2 separate regions of the Homo sapiens genome follow, and region 2 is linked to region 1. The links are chromatin loops, found by intact Hi-C in ENCODE. Cell type or tissue: IMR-90. All regions are shown on one strand. Region 1 has its middle 170 kb from the start of NNT-AS1. Region 2 has its middle 240 kb from the start of NNT-AS1.

Region 1 (2,500 bases):
AAAGCAATTGAAGGTATGTACGTTTAGTTCCTCTTCGGTGTTCTACTTGAAGCAGGCCTCATGTGTCATTAGAGATTACATATATTTCTATTAGCAGTTTACATTTATTTCTATTGGTGCTTTACTTCTAACTGGATAGTATTGTTTTATGTGGCAAAAGACAGAAAATGGAATAAATCCCCATAAACAGAGGAATGGTTGATTAAATTTTTACCATGAATTTATATAAAATCCCCATAAACAGAGGAATGGCTGAGTAAATTCTTACCATAAATTATTATACAATCATTGGAAAGAGTGAGATAAGTGAATACTGGGAAGGACGTCCAGGATACACTTTTAAGTGAGAAAAAATGTGTATATTGTAGATATGTATACCTATAGCCTCATTTTTGAAAATCAAAGACAATTTCCAACTTCTATATATGTATCAAAATATGTATATATACATATATATGAATATATAAGCATGGAAAGGGTATACAATTATACACACGGGTTGTTAATAGATTGCCAACATTGGTTACTTGGGTAAGACTAGGTAGACATTAAGTACTTAAGTAGCATCTATGTACTTTGGTGGCAGAAACTCTGAAGTAAAAATGACACATCCCAGTACAAACCAGGTGGAATAAGCCTAGTGTGGGGCATAGGAGATGATCTAGAATTGTGTAAGAATTAGGCCTTTAGCCACAGTAATTAAGGGTTATTATCAGTTCGTTAAGGAGGGATTGGAGTTGGATCCTAAACTCCACTGTGTATCTTTTATATGTAGTTTTATACAATTATATATGAAAAAGTATGTAAAATTCTTGGTTAAAAATATTTCAGAAATAAACTAAGAAAATATTTAATTCATAATGTTTTGCATCTTTAACATATGCATGAATGCATGATATAATGTACTTTTGAGCATATTAAAGAATGAAGTGAGTAGGCACTGAATTTGGAATGGGGTGTATATGTGTTTTCAACCATTCTGAATGATCAAGTAGAAAAAGAGTTGTGCAGGTTGTTAAAGACAGACTTCACCCATTTGGCGTGGGGTCTGCTCAGGAGAGAGGTGTAGCCACTATAGGCTTAGATTTCTTAAGCTAGTATCATATACTTTATCTCTGGGGAAGTTTCTCCTCTATATTTTTGATATTTTTGACCTTCAGCCAACACACTTCCTATGAAATCTGTGTTTAAGCAAGAACATTTGGTCTCTATAGTAACATTTAGTAATGAAAGCAATGCCTGTATTCAAACCTTCGTCACTGTGACGGTAACTATACTCAAAGGAATTCTGGGAAGAGGAGTGGTTTCTTCACCTCCTGAACTCTAGCATGCGACCATCTTCGACAGACTTTTCATTCTGGCTAGAATAGCATGGCCTACGTAGTTCTCTGTGTTGAAATTTGGCAGGGTAGCTCGCTAGTGACCAAATAGTCATTTTAACAAGCTCTGCTGATCATTGAGCCATATTTCTTCATCTGCTTTGACTTTTAAAGTGATTATATGTGAGTAGTATCTCATGGGAGACCGAGGAAAAGAAAGAGGGTTTTTTTTTCTTTCTTTTTTTTTTTTTTTTTTACCTTTTGGAAAGGCTGTTCATTCAGTTTTTTAAAAATTGCCAGAAAACTCCATTGTTTATAATTTTTTCCATTGTAGTCTACTATATTTGCCAAGAAAAATCTTGCACCATACCAACTTGTGTTAGTAAAACAAATGGCTCCTTTCACAATACAGCTCAGTGTATTTGTATATTTATATGAGTTTTCCAGCATTGCTATGGGGGAAAGAATCAGCTGCATTCACACATATTTTGTTTTCCCTTGTGTGTAAGCTTTGACCCCCTAAAGTAGCTTCCAGTGAACCCATAGGCCATGGATTAGTTGCAGGCATTTTACTAAGGCTTCAGTTGGATGGAGTTTTCCTGGATTCCTTGAAACACATACGGTGTTTTTAGGGAGTTTGAACTAGTTTTAATATCTGGGTAAATTATGAGTGAACAAATGACATGAATTGTGCCCTGGGTGTCTCACATTGCTAGAAAGAACTGAAGGTTACTGACACTTAGTTGGCAATTATATCATTTGTATAGGCTAACTAATAGCAATTTGTGACCAACTGATAAACATGGTGCCAGGCTATTCAGCTGGTCTGGACTGGAGGCAGACCTTGTGCCATCCATGTGGCCTTCTATGCTTAATTGACTATGTTTCCTGACAGTTTCACTGTTGGTCAATATACAGTGTAGGAAAATTTTTTCAAAAGTCTCAAATAATTTATAATTTATATGATTTATTTCTCCAAGGAGCTAAAAGACATTTTCAATAGTCTCACACTTCACTTCTTATATCTAACCACTTGTTAGTAAAGTTATCTTGGACAAATGACTTCACTTTTCTGACTTTTGGTTTCCTCCACTGTAAAATAAGGGTAAAAATATCAATTTTATAAACCTATTGTGAGAACTGAGTAAAATAACATAAAATGTCTGAGGGCAGTATTAGGC
Region 2 (2,500 bases), 70 kb after region 1:
CATAGTGACCGTAGGAATGGAAAGAATGGCAAAAATTACAGGAATATCCAGGAGGAAGAACATATAGAACTTGAAAGAATAATTGGATATGAGGATGAGAATAAGCAAGATAGTAGTTGTGTATTCCAAAATTTCTGGCTTAGGCAACTGGTATTCATCAACATAGGCATACATGAAAACAGGCTTGGTAGCAAGATGGTGGGTTAAGTTTGGAACATATTGTGTGTGAGATAGCCTAGTAGATATTTGGAAATATGAATCAGGATGTCAGGCAAGAGGTCTTGGATGATAGATTTAAAAGCCAATGGGATTAATAGTGGGTGAACTATTGGTTGTATGTGAGATTACTCAGGGAGAGTAAATAAAGTAGGAAGAAAAGAGAAGTGAGGATTGTATTTAGGGAACAACATTCATGGGTAGTTTTGAGGGGAGGAATCATGAAGCACCAAGAATGAGCAATGGAAAGGAATAGGAAAAATAAGGACAATACTAAAAGCCAAGAGATTTCTGCAGTATGCAATATATCCACATAACACAACTGCATTTATAGCCCTAAATATATTATATATATATATAAATATATATATTTATTTATTTTAAAATGAGGAGGATGTTATTGGGGCTCATGCTAAAAAGGGTTTCAAGAAAGAGAAAGTCAATATAATCAAATTCTCCAGGTGATGATTGCAAAAGTCACTGGATTGGGGAATTTTTCATATATTTGAAAGATATTTACTGAGTCCCTATTATAAATGTGCTAGATGCTGGAGATTCAATAATGAACAAAAATGGATCTCTTCTTGTTCTCATGGAACTTGTAGTCTTATAGAGGAAAGACATGTTGATCAAACAACTGCTGAAATAAATGTAAAATGGCAACTCTGATAACTTCTATGAAGCAAAGATATATAGTGAAATTAATAAAAATAGGCTTGATGAAGAGGTAAAGAGCAAAATCTAGATTAGCAAGGCCCTTCCTTGACCTGTAGTTTTTATTGGTTTTTAACTACATTCCCAACTTACCCTCAAAGACTCCAATTCCTTCATAAATGTTCATCTGTGGCTGTTAGTAGAAGACTCATGGCTTAACCAAAAGATCATCATCCTCACATGTCTTGAGTCCCTGATTCATCACTTAAACAGTTGAACAAACTTGGAATAAATCTCTGAGCCTTAAATTTCCTTATAGTGTTTTTATGGGTATTGAGCCAGATGATGCATTTGAAATGACTTCATAAGATAAATAGATCAGAACAAATGTTGGTAGTTGTTATTTTGAGAAGCAGCTGTGTTGTGTGGAAATTTCACTGGACTTGGTTTTTAGTCTGAATTATTAGGTGTGTTCTTGGTTCTATGACTAATGGTATAAATCTGGGCAGTCATTTAGCTTCTTTTGCTCTCAGTTTACTCATTGGTGAAATAGGAGTAACAGTACTTATCTCACCACCTTATGGAAAGTAGAGAAATGCTTATCAATGCCTCAATCATGGGTTGGTCATCAGACCCCAGTATTAGCTCTTTCATATTTAGGGTTAGTAATTTGTAAATGGTTGTTTAAGTTTAAGTAATGACAGAGAAGAGTTTGCGCACATTGTACTGGACTTAACTTACTGAAGTAGCCAGAAATTCAGGGTCATGTACTTGCTCATCTTTCCAGTCTTGTTCTGAGCTATTTCCCTACTAGCTCCCTGAGTACCAACTGTAACCAACTAGTTGTGTTTTCTTACTCTTGCTCCTGTGCTTCTGGACATGCTATATATTTTGTGCAAAATGAATTTTCTCTTACATTGCTCCAAAGAACTCCTACTTATTCTTTAAAATTAGATTTAGAGGTCACTTTTCCAAGGTGGACTATGTGTGCCTTCTCACAGCACTTACACATTGTATCATTTGTTTCATCTTCTTCTTCAGAGATTAAGGACATGTCTTAGTTTATACTCCCAGTATCTAGCATATAATATGTGTGCAGTAAAGAAATGTGGGAGTAACAGCTGCTTCTGAACTCAATGTTTAGAAGTACAGAAAAAGTTATTGGTCATAGGGATAATTACCATCAAACACAGAGGCATTTGAATATTGAATTATTGGCACCCTTACCTCCTATTTACAGGTAGTTACAAATGCCTATGGTTTTAATAATTGTTTCTATAACTTAAAATGATCTCACCACCAAGGTATAAAATAGAAGTATTTTCAGTTTTGGTATTTCTACTTAAATATATCTGAATTCACATAATTATGAAATGTTATCAATTTATTTGATACAGGAGCTTGCTAGTTTTGGCTTTGTGACCTTTGAAAAATTCAGCATTTTCCATTTGTTTAAGGGAGCAAAAGATCAGCCCGCCCTTTAGGAATGAGCTATTATTCACAATGAGGGAAATAGCAGTCATATTGAGAGTTGCATGGCTTGTTGAATACTTGGCTGGAATCCTATAAAAGGAGAAATCATTAAGTGTCAGTTAATCCCTGTAGCTCTTTGTTATTGTTCTCATCATGT

Evidence for each region. Hi-C counts contacts between places; a loop is a spot of excess contacts. Peaks named below come from ENCODE experiments on the same cell type or tissue, not always from the same donor. Only the 100,000 strongest peaks of a DNase experiment are listed, where the experiment ranks them.
Region 2: a loop joins it to region 1, with 9 times the contacts of the local background. A loop is called at or near these places in 3 of 110 quality-filtered maps.

The regions. Positions count from the first base shown.
Region 1 is chr5:43,768,431-43,770,930 of GRCh38, forward strand. No RefSeq gene overlaps it. Among named protein-coding and RNA genes, the nearest start is that of NNT-AS1, 170 kb to the left of the region's middle. In IMR-90, no CTCF peak of the experiment used is centred here; a DNase peak (open chromatin) is centred at 1,291; H3K27ac peaks cover 1,395 bases.
Region 2 is chr5:43,838,205-43,840,704 of GRCh38, forward strand. No RefSeq gene overlaps it. Among named protein-coding and RNA genes, the nearest start is that of NNT-AS1, 240 kb to the left of the region's middle. In IMR-90, no CTCF peak of the experiment used is centred here; a DNase peak (open chromatin) is centred at 1,187; H3K27ac peaks cover 826 bases.